3 separate regions of the Homo sapiens genome follow, and all the other regions are linked to region 1. Evidence: chromatin contacts called from ENCODE Hi-C data. All regions are on one chromosome and are shown on one strand. Each heading gives the region's core, a stretch centred on a gene start or an enhancer-like site at or near the end of the contact. The rest is flanking DNA. Distances are from core to core; before and after follow the strand shown. Region 1 holds the start of SASH3 (SAM and SH3 domain containing 3). Region 2 holds the start of MMGT1 (membrane magnesium transporter 1). Region 3 has its middle 12 kb from the start of LINC00892.

What was found. A loop is a pair of places that touch in the nucleus more often than their neighbours do. Pooled maps may share reads with other maps.
Region 2: a pooled map shows a loop between it and region 1 (3-fold over the local background). The contact joins the promoter of MMGT1 here to the promoter of SASH3 in region 1. A Hi-C loop is called at or near these places in 4 of 50 pooled maps.
Region 3: a loop to region 1 is called in a pooled map, with 3 times the contacts of the local background. The contact joins the enhancer-like site here to the promoter of SASH3 in region 1. A Hi-C loop is called at or near these places in 2 of 50 pooled maps.

What each region holds. Positions count from the first base shown.
Region 1 is chrX:129,776,240-129,781,252 of GRCh38, reverse strand. SASH3 (SAM and SH3 domain containing 3) reads right to left here and starts at 1,304. Exons shown (of 8, transcript NM_018990.4): 1 at 1,099-1,304. The coding sequence starts at 1,155. LOC124905215 (a long non-coding RNA gene) reads left to right here. Exons shown (of 2, transcript XR_007068328.1): 2 at 974-2,678. RefSeq lists enhancers at 954-1,013, 1,064-1,143, 1,394-1,553, 4,334-4,423.
Region 2 is chrX:135,971,997-135,976,445 of GRCh38, reverse strand. MMGT1 (membrane magnesium transporter 1) reads left to right here and starts at 2,458. Exons shown (of 4, transcript NM_173470.3): 1 at 2,458-2,849. The coding sequence starts at 2,771. It also overlaps a transcript of SLC9A6 not described here. RefSeq lists a silencer at 2,260-2,369 and an enhancer at 2,380-2,909.
Region 3 is chrX:136,625,141-136,629,480 of GRCh38, reverse strand. No RefSeq gene overlaps it. Among named protein-coding and RNA genes, the nearest start is that of LINC00892, 12 kb to the left of the region's middle. Within about 2 kb of position 1,965, at least 3 of the 41 ENCODE cell types and tissues checked have a DNase peak (open chromatin) inside an H3K27ac peak, as active enhancers do.

The sequences.
Region 1 (5,013 bases), core at 55-2,554:
GCTGCCTTGGCCTCCATCTCTGAGCTACTCCCCTGACAAGGGGGATCCACCATAGGGCACCTGGGCTGAGTTCCAGGGAAAATTGGCGGGGGATAGCCTGGGCCTCTTGGACCTAGTTCAGGCCTGCTTTGGGACTGTCCTAGCATCCCATTGGATGTGTAGGATATACTTGCTGATTGTCTGGGAGAATCCTTCAATTGAATTAAAGAATTAGGTCTAGAAATCCTCAAACCCAACCAAAGAAATCTGGAAATCCTCAAATTCAACCACAAAATCCTAGATCTGGCACAGCCTTCAAGGATTCTTCCAGTCCGGTCTCTGCCCCAGGGGGATGAACACCTCAGCCATCCATGACAGCTGTTTTTCCTCCTGGCCTTTAAAATCCTCCCTCCTCAGCCTTCACTCCTACTCACCACCTCAACTTAATTTCTCATTCCCCACCCAGGAAGAACCTGTATGCCCCCTGCATCCCACTGCACTTCCGGATGCCTTTTCCCCCAAGACTGGAATGGCCTCAGGCCCCCATCTCCAGGTTGGCTCCATCTCGGGTAGGGCCTGGGAGCTACCACAGAGCTGAGCCAAGTGGGCAGGGTCTGGGCCATGGCCAAAGTGGAGGAGGGGGTGGCAGTCCTGTGAGCATCATGGCTCCAAGCTGGGCAGCCCAGCAGGGCCCTTTGAGTGAGATGGCTCCTGAGAGGCCGTGGCCGGGGCAGAAGTGGCAGCAGGACCAGCGTAGAGGAGAGATAGTTAAGTACAAGCTTAGGGTTCAGCTTAAGCATTGTATTTTGTTATTCTCAAATTCTAGTCTAAGATTCTGGCCCCTAATTTTAGATCTTTTTTCCCATTCTTCTAGGGTTGAATTGCATGACTCTAGATTTCTAAGGATCTATTCTGTAACTCTGTTGCTCCAGAATTTTAAACATCTCTTCTGTACTTCTGTTAACCTTTGGGTCCCTGTCCCGTTGCCTTCTAGGTGAGTGGCCCTCACCTACAGACTCAACATATGGCCTTTGGCTCTTCCCACTTCCAAGAGTCTTGGAAGGGATGGGTCGAGCAAGCAGAGGAAAGGAAGATGTGAGTTCCCAAAATGCTCCTCACCTTTTTCTTCTGAGTGGGCTCCTTCTCACTGGCATTGGAGGGCTTGCGGCGCAGCATGGTCCTCCACCCTGGGAGACTCCGTCCCTGCTCTCCTAGGTGTCAAGATGCAGAGGCCTCTTGCTTAGCCTCACCAGAACTGCCCGGGGGCACGGCATGAACCGAGCCTTCAGCTGCCACTCTGACTGCTGCAGTGGCAGCTTGGGGGTGCGGGCCATGGACACCCGGCAGCAGCAGCATACAGGAAGCCCTGCCACGTGACCTACTCTTACAGCAATCGCAGCCCCTGCCGGCCCCTAGGGAGGAAGGAAGTCCAAGCTTCAGTCTCCAGAGATTCTGATGCAGACGGCTCTTGGGTTGAACAGTCAGAGAAAGTCCCTACCTTGTTGTCTCATGTCGATCATCATCAGTCCTTCTGCTCCATCTTCCTAGAGGTGGACAATCAGCTCGACATTATATGGCGTACCCAAGCCCTTTATCTCACTGACCAGAATCCAGAAACCAGAAGTTGGACCATCTGGCTGCCTGTTGGATCAATGCTCCCGGTCAACTCACGTCTTCAAGGTCGTCACTGCCATCACTACCACTACCATCACCCCTGTGACCATCACCACTGCTACCATCACTCCTATCAATAGCCATCACCATACAGCCATCACCCCTACAGCCATCAGGCCTGCAGCCATCCCCGCTGCCATCAGCACACCTATAGCCATTGTCACTATGGTAATCACCTCTACAGTTGACATCCTTCAGCCATCACCTCTACAGTCATCACCATTGCTGCTATCACCCTTCCAGCCATCATCCTTACAGCTGTCACCCTTCTGGACATTACAGCCAACCGCACTCATGACCCTCTCACCCCTATAACCATCGTCCCTACAGTCATCTCTCCTACAACCATCATCACATCCGTGCAGCCATCAGCCCTGCAGCCATCACTCCTACAGCCATCAGTACACCTAAAGCCATCATCACTAGAGCAGTCACCCCTCCAGTCAGTACCCCTCAGCCATCATGAGTATATTTATCACCACCACAGCTGAAAAGCACTTACAGCCAACTCCACACCTCTAGCAAGTATCCAACAGGCATTTATCAAACACCTATGCAGTATATTCAATTTGTGGGTTGTCTGTGGCAGATTTTAATAACTTTAATAACTTCTTGGTATTACAAAAGCAACTTGTATTTGTCATACAATTTCACAAACACATAAACAAAAAAAATTTCAAAATTTCCCATCATTGTCCTCTACACTGTTTTAAGCATCTATCTACTCTCTGTCTATAAACATTTTTTTTCTTTTTACAAAAATCATACTGCTCAGAAAACAGATAATTGGTTTGGGGAGAAGGGGAGGGGAGAGAAGGGAAGGGAGACATCACACAGGGTAACAGGAAGCTTTTAGGAGTGATGAATATGTTCACTATCTTGACTGTGGTGATGATTTCATGGGGGAATACACATGTCAAAACGTATCAAATTGTATACTTCAAATATGTGCAGTTTATTGTAGCTCCATTATACCTCAATAAAGCTGTTTAAAATTTTTTAATTAAAAAAGGTCATAATTCACACTATTGGTGTCTGCTTTTCACACTAAACACAGTATCTTTTTTGTTTTTTTTTCGAGATGGAGTCTCTCACTCTGTCTCCCAGGCTGGAGTGCAGTGGCGTGATCTCGGCTCACTGCAACCTCCACCTCCTGAGTTCAAGCAATTCTTGTGCCTCTGCCTCCCAAGTAGCTGGGACTATAGGTGCGTACCACCACCCTGGTTAATTTTTGTATTTTTTGTAGAGACAGGGTTTCACCATGTTGCCCAGGCTGGTCTTGAACTCCTGGTCTCAAGTGACCTCTTTGCCTCATCCTCCCAAAGTGCTGGGATTACAGGCGTGAGCCACTACGTCCAGCTGAACACAGTATCAAGATTGTCTCATGCTATGAAATAGTCTTCAACTACGTAATTTATAACGGCTGTGGAACATCCCATTGTGTGGATGTGCCGTGCTTATTTCACCAAGCCCTTGCTGATGAACTTGGGTTGGCTTAAATTTTTAAATTATTCATTGAACATACTTATGGTAAATATTCACATCCATAGTTTTTTTTCTGTAGGGGAAATATCCAGAAGAGGAATTGCTGGGGTCAAAGGTATGCACATTTTTAAGGCTTTCAATTCTGTGGTACTTGTGAAATACTAGGCTTGTCCACCCCTGTTCCCAAGATGTTCTCGTGACTTCCTCTCCGATTCTGCTTTATGCCCTCTGACCATCCAACCTTCAGGGTGAGCTCAGGGAAGATAAGATCTTTCTTCCCTAAGCTGAAACCATACATTCTTTGGCCTACTCAGTCGGCCAGGCAGACTCATGAAAAGATTCCACACCCCAGATCTCCTTCCCACTGGCCTGTGTTTTCCACCCTGAAAGTCCCTCCCAGGCGGCCCAGGGTCACTAGCAAGCGCGGTAACTGGTTAAGGCTTTTCGGCATATACAGTAGCCTGGCAGCCGTGTAGGGGACCCATCGGGCCTTTGGGGCTCTGCGTGACCAGGAGCAGGAGGGCAGCCCCAGAGGGTTCTGGGATTGGGGACGCCGCTGTAGTGGCCTGGGGCACCTGGAGCCAGAGCCGTGAGGGAGGAAGCAGGTCGCAGAATCTTCCGGGCCTGCGCAGCGGCTGCGTCCCTGGCCGCCTCGCAGGATGTGCCCGCTTCCTGTTTGCTCAGCGCCGGCAGCGACAGAAGATCACACACTAACCGCAGAACCTTCAAAGGCGGCCAGCAAACCAGGGCACAGGGCTGGCGAGGCTTGGGAAAAGGCAGCGAGAGGGAGGTGAGGGTGCCTTGGAGAGAAATATGGAGAGGTGACCAGCTCCCAGGACAGAAGGGAGCAAGTGTTTTCAACGGCTTCCTTCGTTCTCCTTTTCAGATCTGTCTCCTCTGTTCAGGAACACCTCCTCCCCGCCACCTGGGGACCGGGGCCAGTGGAGGCGGGGTGTCCAGGACCCCCCATCGGGACTTGCCTTCCCCCAGCTTTTCTCTTCCAACAGATTGCCCTGGCTGAATCCCAATAGGCCAGGTCCTTGCTGGCTAATGACCCTTAAACATGTGTTTAATAGATTTTCCCTTCTGGGTAACATATTTGCATTTTACAGGTTATGTTGTTTGAGGTACGCAGAGCTCTCAGCTAAGGAAGTGATACGAGTCAGTAGTTCAGGGAACAAGGTCACCTTAAACTTGATAATGGGCCGGCAGGCAGAACCTAGGAACTTGCTGTGGGCACAGCCTTGTGCTAGGCCTCGGGAGGAGGTACAAAATAAATAGCCATCAGGGCCCCTTGTACCTGGGAGCTGACATCCTAGGTGGAGTGGCAAGCTTACATTTACCCAGCACTTGTTCTTTACCAAGCACTACATTAAGCACTTGACAGATGTTTAATCCCACCACAACCCCTGGAGGCGAGTAGTTTAATATAAAGACGTATCCAGAAGTATAGATTTGGGGCAGAAGAACCTTGATTTAGCGCCAATACTGCAGGATTGCAGGGTGTGTATGTGTGTGTGTGTGTGTGTGTGTTTTGGGGTTCCACTGATAGTGAAATCAACCTGAACCCTCAGAGGGTGGATGTAGGACTACCAAAGACACAAAGGTCATCGTAGGCCACATTCAGATAAAGCAGCTCCCACACCAGCACACTCCAAGTATTTTTTTAAATTTAATTTAATTTAATTTTTTTTTGAGTCTTACTCTGTTGCCTAGGCTGGAGTGCAGTGACGCGATCTCGGCTCACTGCAACCTTCACCTCCTGGGTTCAAGCTATTCTCCTGCCTCAGCCTCCTGGGTAGCTGGGACTACAGGCGCATGCCACCATGCCTGGCTTATTTTTTGTGTTTTTAGTAGAGACGGGGTTTCACCATG
Region 2 (4,449 bases), core at 1,209-3,708, 6.2 Mb before region 1:
TATTTTTAGTAGAGATGGGGTTTCACCATGTTGGCCAGGCTGGTCTGGAAGAAGGGGTAATTTTACAGGGGATCTGAAAAGGCTAATTTCAATCTGACCATTATTTTAGACAAAACAAAGTTGTAAGATTTTTTTGGTCAACTATCTTTTCTACCTTATTACCTCCCAGGGGCGGAGAAGGAAGCACTTTCCTGTCAACTACAGAGAGATTATCTCCTGGTTCTTCCTGATTGTATAAATAGAACTACATTTGTAAGGAATGCATTATACTGCACTTGACATCCATCAAGTATTGTGTAAAATTCTGGCTTAGAGGTGAAGAAATTGGAAAGGGCCCAGAAAAGAATAATGAACATGACTAAAGGTTTGGAAAATGAGATCCAGGACAAAAATTATATAAGTAAAGTTGAGGAAATATGATTAATTTTAGATGTCTTCTTCTACTTTTTTTTTTTTTTTTTTTTGGTTAGAGAAAGGGTCTCGCTCTGTCACTCAGCCTGTAGTGCAGTGGCATAATCATGGCTCACTGTAGCCTTGAACTCCTGGGATCAAGCAATCCTCCTTCTTTAGCTTCCCAAGTAGCTAGGACTACAAGCATGTGCTACTATGCCCAGCTAATGAGATGTCTTATTTGTTTTTCCAGCTTTGAGGAAGCTCAAGCATATCAGAAAATGTTTACAATCAAAAGGTTGTCAAAATGTGAGAGTACATGCAAGTCCATGGGGATTTTTGAGCCCAATTCAAAAGATTGGAAGGACTCTCTGTAGAGATCCTTTCAAATAGGGATACTGTCCCAATTATTTTCCGGAATTCATTTGTCATTCAACAAGCACTTATTGAATGCTTATCACATGACAGTCAAAGTTTTAGGTACAGAGAAATCTCTGTTCTCTCAGAGCTTACATTCCAGTGGGGAAAGACAGACAGTAAACAGTAACACAACAAACATAAATAGTTAAATTATATAGTATGTTAGAAGGTGATATAAAAAGTAGAACAGAATAAGGGGATCAGGAATAGGAATTTTGCACATTTAAAAGGGGTGGTCAGGATAGGACGCATCTTTGAGCAAAAGCAAATTGATGCAACTAAAACGTAGAATTCTGATTGGGTTAAAGGAAAAGAATGGTGATCATACTTTGCATTTACCTTGTGATATGCAGTTTACAAAGCTTTGCCACTCAGTCAGGGGTCACTGGAGGAACTGGTGCAGAATTTGGAAAAAAAGGATGAATTCCATTTTAGCCATATTACGTTTTAAGTGCCACAGGAAATAAATGCCTATCTGGTAGTCAGAAATGCAGCCCTGGAGCTAAGGAGAGATATTTGTGATAGAGATGTCGATTTGGAATCACTGTAATACCTTTGCTGGCTGAAGCGGTGGGAATGAATGGGTGAGCTCCCCAGGGGACAGCAGAGTGATGAGGTCAAGGGGAGAAGCTCACTATTAAATGTCTACATTTCAGGAGATGAAGACAAAGAAAAATGGGCAGAGGAGTATACATTTTACCCGGATCAGAGATAGAGACAAGGCAAGAAGGCTGCGTTATTAGCATTTTAAAATTTCCTCTTTCATTTCTTCCTTAATGTAAGCTGGTTCTTTTCACGACAAAACACTCCCCCCGCGCTACACCTCTTTTTGCGCGAATCTTTCTCCAGGACCTTAAAATGGTTTACTGAGCACTTCCCGCGAGCCAAGTATTTGGGGTTCCAGATCCTGGGATTTTGTCCTGACACTGCCTCCTCGTTTTAACACCCTTGCCTCCTTCTGCAGTGCCAGTTTCCAGGGAGCTGAAGCACAGGAAAGGCCTACAGAAAACAAAAGGCACAGTTTCACAAAAAGCCAAAACCAACCAACCCACAAAACACAACTGTCAGGGGTCTATATCCAGCACCTACCGCCTTTCCCCAACGCCCCCAGCCCCGCCCCTCGGCCCCACCTCCTCCCGCCCCTCGGCCCCACCTCCTCCCCGCCCCCTCGGTCCCACTCCTCCGCGCCCCCTCGGTCCCACCTCCTCCCCGCCCCTCGGTCCCACCTCCTCCCCGCCCCCTCGGCCCTCACCCACTCTCCGTCCCCTCCGCCCCGCCCCCTACGCCCCACCCATCCTCCCGTAGGCCCCGCCCTCGGCCCCACCTCCTCCCCGCCCCTCGGCCCCACCTCCTCCCCGCCCCTCGGCCCCACCTCCTCCCCGCCCCTCGGCCCCACCCATCCTCCCCGCAGGCCCCGCCACTCGACCGCACCCACCAGGGCCCCCCCCCCCCGGCTACGCCCACCCACCCACCCACTGGCCCCGCCCCTCGGCTACACCCACCCTCGTGCGGGCCCCGCGCGTCTTCCCCACCCCGCCCGTCTGCCTACCCCGCCCCTCGCCCCCACACGTTCTCTACGCAGGCCCCCGTCCCTCTGCCCCACCCTGTTCTCGCCACTGGCCCTGCCCCCATTTGCCGGCGCCCTTCCTCTTCGCTTCCCCGTAGCTCCCGCTTTCGCCTCTTCGTTTATGACTCCGTTGGGCTCCGGCCCTCCTAGAGAGGCCTCCATAGCGCAGGTTCGTGGGTTCTCGCGGACCTTTTTCCGTGTAGCTTTCTGCTTCTTCCCGGCATTCCTGTTTCCGTTTTCTCACAGCCCTCTGGCTTTTCCACCACTGAGACACTTTGCGCTCAGGACTTCAGTGACGTCATCTTTCTGCGGCGCGCGGACACCCGCCGGTGGAAGAAGAAACAGCTCCGCCGTCCTTCGCTTCTTTTGCTGGGCTGCTGCTCCTTCGGCATCATGGCGCCGTCGCTGTGGAAGGGGCTGGTGGGCATCGGTCTCTTTGCCCTAGCCCACGCCGCCTTTTCCGCTGCGCAGCGTAAGTGCCTGGGGCACGGGGACCGCTTCGGTGTGGAACCCTAGGGGCGGTGTGTGGGCGCACTTCTAAGGGACCATCGGACCGAGTGTCAGATTAATGGTCCTTTGAGACCTTACAGTTTGGGGTGACTAAGAAAATCAGTGCAGGAGTTCCCAGTGGAAGGTTCGGAGTTTGAATTTGGAGAGAGTGTGGCACCTGAAATTGCAGGAAGGTTGGAAGGAGGTGTCTGGGAGAGGGTTCAGAATAGGAGTCTCCAGGAATCCAGGACAAGTGATGTCAGATCCAGCATGGGGCAGATCAGGCACAGTTGTGAGATTGAGGACTCTGGTTGCTCATGGTCCCACGACAACCAAGTGGACAACATCTTGGGCACTCTTGGGCTGTCCAGGCAGAGACTGAGTAGTTAAGTGACCGATTGCCTCAGGGAGGCACTGTGGTACAGGAGAAAGAGCACTGGACTGGGAGTCTAAAGGACTGGTTGTTAAAAACTTGCATTACCGCTACATCTGTGTGACGTTGGGCAAAAGATTTGTGCTACACTGCGTTATGAAATTCAGTTTTGGGTCGCTGTTTGAAATTGCGCTGTGTTTAGGTGCTAGAGATACAGTGATGCCCTGAGCCAGTTCAAAGTCTAAAGGAAAACAAGTGGATCAAGAAGTAGTTACAATAAAGTGATATGCTAAAAGTATATAAGGATGCATGGAAGCAGGGACAGTCATATTTTGGGGGAACTGGGAGGTTAAGGAAAGTATCCTAGATCCTTGCTGCTTACAGTGTGATCAACAGACCAGCATCATGAGCACCACCTGGCAGGTAATTAGAAGATACTCAGGCCAGACCTGTTCAATCAGAATCTGGGTTTTAATAAGATCCCAGGGTGATTTGTATGCGCATTAGTTTGAGAAACACTGTCCTGGAAGAGATTAGGATACACTGGAGTACTGTGTCATTTTCTACAGTAAGCTTTAACTGTAGAATTATATGATTGTGGGGCGAGAAGGGCCTTTGGAGTTCACTGAAGTCCAACCCCTTCATTTTACAGATGAGGAAATTCCTGGTTAAAGGTAGTGTTAGAAGCAGGCGAGGCTTCATGCAAACTAGCAAGCTAGCTAGGAATTGAACCAGATAGGAGATTAGTCAAAATCGATTTTTGGTGTTGGTTTGATGTTTCTTTTACACTTGTCTTTATGACAGAGCTGTAGGTTAAAACTTAAGAAATGTCTCTAAACACATTCTTCTTCAAGAGTCAATACACATGCACTCAAAAACAGTTTGAATTATTTAGTCCAAAGTACGTTATTAAATAGGGATTGTCCTAGGTTCATCTAGAATTAAGATTTTTGTATTTTATGTTTTGGGTGATGAGAATGCCTTGTGGATTTGCCACTGCAGTGAGACCTCTTTATATATAATGCTCATGTTAGGGAGAGAGTAATATGTAACTTTAAGACTAAGTGTGTCATGTCAGACTGTAGCAGCAGATAGCACAATGTGGTGCTGTGGCATGCTCATCTTTGCTGTAATGAACTTTGTTACAGTAGGGCACCAGTCATTTACTGTATCTTGTTTAATCCTCACCTCACATTATTCTCATTTTACT
Region 3 (4,340 bases), core at 716-3,215, 6.8 Mb before region 1:
GCCTAATTTCTGTTAAGAATTCATTTTCAGTTAGCCAGGGATTTCTTTAAAATTGCCCTTAAACCCATCTTATTATTTTCACGGAGAAGCTCTACATTTTAGAATGCTTCACGCACCAATGCTCGATGGAGCTCTGGTTTTCTGATGAGAAAAGTGATAAGTGTTCATTGTGGGAAACTTTAAAATGCAGAAAAATATAAAGAAGGAAACAAAAGCACCCACAACCTAAAGATAACCACTGATAACATTTTGGAGTATTTCCTTCTAGACTTGCTGGCTCGCATGCATTCTCTCTCAATAAAGAAATAAATACACATATATTTGGCATCACTGGAATCACATGGAGTATATAACTTTATACCTGCTTTATCCCTGTGCACTTTTCCATTGGTTTCCAAATTTGTCCCTGTTAGGAACTGATTTTGTAAACAAGTTGATTTGAACACTGGCTCTCAGGCACTTTCCATAACCATCAAGTACTGAAACCTAATCAAGTGGCAAGAGCTCCAAAGCCTGGAGGGTGGTGGAGTAATTCGCAGAGGTTGTTGTTTGATAGCCTAGGAATTCTCTTCCATTTACCTGGCACTTAATTATGTAGCACCAGGCAATGGTACTTAACTGTTTTTTGTCTCCTCAATTAGTTTATGAGCTGCAGAACAAGGGCAAGGTATGAATCTTTGGTGCCCTATACCTTCACTCCGCATTTTTTTAATAAACAATGGCTAAATGGGCTTAAACGTATTTTTGAGATATTTTTGGTCAATGTAGTAAGCGGCCCCCACAAAAATATTTTGGTAAATCTGGTGATTCGTTTGATGATCTGTGAGACCAGGAAAAGCTCTAAGTGGAAAATCTTAGCCACAAAGGTCATCTTCCTTCCCAGGAAGAGGAGGCGCCATCTTGTACCCAATGCACATTTCCTCTGTCTTCCCTACTTGAGGACCATCCACACTGAGCTGAAATTGGGTGCTCCCAACTGTTCCTTATCCTCCTCCTGAGGCTCAGCTTTCTAAAACCACCCTGGCAGGCACTCATAAAAATGGGTTGCACCAAGGCTTCAACTTAGAGGAACAGAAGGGAATGAGGCTGATGGCTCTTGGGCTGGGGTGACTCAGTTTCTCTGGCCTTATTACTGAGAGCCAAGAGCCCAGCTGAGTGCCTCTCCTGGGCAACCCTTAGAGGATGGATTATTGCTCAACCCATTGAGATTCTCTGTTTCTGGAAGACTGGGGTAGGTGAGGGGAAAAATCAACTCATGGTTTCAGCCTGGGGACTTGATTGTATAATACCTGCACAGAAACCCCTCTTTTAAATAAAATTCTGAAAAAGCATAAAAGTAATTTAACAATATTACCAAAAAAGGAGAAAAGGAATACAATTACCAATTACTCAAAAACCTACCTTTCTAACATAACTATTGTTGTCATATTTCCTTCTTAGTCTTATTTTTATATATTTTTTTCATGGTTATAATAATAGAATACATGTAATTTTTGCATCCTGCTTTTTTTCACTTAGCCTTTCCTAATAAGCGTTTTTCTATGTTGCCTCATATTTTAATAGCCACTGTTTTAGAAGGCAAGATGATAAAATATTTCCCTTTAATGACATCACATCACTGTGAAATTGTGTTTTTTCTCCTATTTCTCTGCAATAGATACAAGGTTAAGAGGTTCAAGATATGACTTCTGTCCTCAAAGAGCTTTTACTTTTTCTGGCAGGGATAGTCATTTCTTCAAAGACCCTTAAGTTGGAGCTGCATGAGCCGCATCAAGTTCACGAGAAATGGAGTATGTATGAGTACCACTGGATGAGTCATTTTTAGTGACCCAAGTCTCCCACCCTCAAACTTAGATCCTATATTGGCACCTATCACCTACATGACCTACTCCCAGCTAAAGAGGTGTTTCAGTGGCCTTGATGTGGGGGTTGTGTGTGTGTAAGCCTCTCCCACATCCTTTTAATCTGGTTGTTTGGTTTGCTGGAGAGTGTGCCCCGGTGGGTTTACACCCCACCCCCGTGGTAACCAATTAAGAAGATTCTAGCAACTTGGAGGACATCAAGTTAAATCCCAACATGAGAAGCAGAATCTTTCTGACACTAACTGGCTCAGCTGATGGAAGTGTCACTGAGACTCTATAATCCTGATAAGAATGACTGCATTTTGTCACATTGCTGAAAACCTCTAACCCTAAGTTTTACTTAGAGGCCAGTTAATGCTTAGGACTCTTTGAAATCTATAATTTGTGGTTGTTGATTTGCACAGGAATTGCCAACCCAAACCATTTGCATCATGGGCCTCTTTTATTAGGATGGACCCTTTTTAGTATCCTAGATTACATGAAAGAAGCATGTTCTTGATACAAGGAAATCTTCATCACTGGCTGCCAAACCTCAGGAAATAACAAAGCCACCAGCACCATTGTGTTCTCAAGCGAAAAAAGTCATTTGAACATTTGGTGTCTTTGGGTATACTAAGAGCTATTCTGACTTCTAAACAGGGTACTAGCCCTTTAGCCAACATTCTGCTAAAAAAAAAAGACCTTTCTGTGCTTTTCTAACTGACTCTACAGTATGTTTTTTAAACTGAGCCCAAGAGTTATTGACTTTGGTCAATAGTTTCCTAGATCAATTGAAATAAGCAGCTTTTCCTGAGGAACCAAACTCAAGCATCCCAGGTACTGGAATGTGGGCAATGCCAGATGATTTGAAAATCAAAGTTTAAACTTTGAATTATAGAAATACTGTGAAAAACAGGTGTCACAATAAGGCCCAGTAAAACATCCTTCAATGCCATTCCCTACAGTTCGTCAGAGGGAATCTTGAATACTCAAATTTTTTCCTCATCTTTAAGAACAGCTTCTGTTCATTTCCCTGCTAGAAGGTGGCAGATGGTACTCCACCCTTACAAAAAGTCTCTCCCATTTGAATTGCCTACTTAGCTTCCTCAGTAAAATATTTCAGTAGTTTGTCCACAGCCATTAGTCTTCCTCTAATTGCTCTGACTCAAATGAAGATTGACTTTGTGGTTGGAAATTTCGTGACATTACCAAGAAAGCTCAGTCAGTACCAGGACTCTTCTCAAACTTCTATTTGCAAACCCAAGGAAAGACCTTTAGCAGGAAAGGACAAAATACTGATATGCAAAACAATTATGTGATGTTTGGTAGAACTCAAATGATTAGTGAACCTACCCTTCTCTCCGTTTTTTTTTTTTTTTTTTTTTTTTTGGTCAAAGGAATGAGTTCAAGGAAATAGTGAGGGTACCTACTGATCGTTTGTGTTCATGAGGGACAAACAGGTTCTGGAAAATTAAAAGCCAGGCAATATCAAAAGTTTATGTTAAGCTAGTACTTTCAAAACTATTTCTCACTAAAGCTTTATTTTTGCTTTTCTCCTTGCTCTGGATCATTCTTTGCTGGAAGTGGAAATATGGCTTTCACAGCTAGAAAGCACTTGAGGACATCATCAGCTGTATTAAGGATCAAACTAGAAGCTAAGAGCAGCATGGGGTCCAGGCATGATCCTGTTTCTAAATAGATGATAGGGATGGGGCAGAGTGGGTAATACATCATAGACTCATGAAATGTGAAGGTGAAGGAGATCTTAGAGCAATGAAACTTATTAAAAATGCAGATTCTAAGACTCTAACACCAGAGATTCTGATCCAGTGGATCCGGGCTGGGAACAAATACATCAGGTGATTGTGCTGCCAGTGGTCCATGCTGGGCTACTTTGAGAAAGCCTACCTTAGCAGGATGGTTATAGAGCCCATTTATTTTACAAAGTAGCAAACAGAGGCCCTGAGACATTGGTCATTTGCTCAAGGGCCTTGAGAACAAAATTAAGATGCCAGGTTACTCAGCCCAGGGCCTTTTCCTCTCTGTGATGGTCCTAGTGAGAGTCCTTTTTCCTTCCGGGCTTTCCATGTGAGTGTGTACCAATGGCCAAGGATTCCAGTTGGCCTGTTGTTTCCAGCTACAGCCAGTATTACTGCTCACTAGAAGCTTTAGACTGAATGGGCTGTGCTAGCAGGGGAGGGGCACCCACAAGAAGGATCTGGCCCCCTCAGCTTCATTGTTCCCTGTAAACTGACTGAACTGCAACACAGACTTCCTTGGGGCCAGAGTGCCAGGCTGTAAGGACAAAGTGTCATTTCTGTTGGCTAAGCCAGCCAGCTATTTCACATCCAGTTACACATCTGGATCCCTGGGCCCTCGAATATATCTATTCTGTTGAGAACTTTCCCCAGGAGACCCGACCCCTTGACATATACACAGTATTAAAAACTTGAACATCTGGTCACCTTACCTAGCCAAAAACAAAAATATTAATTGACC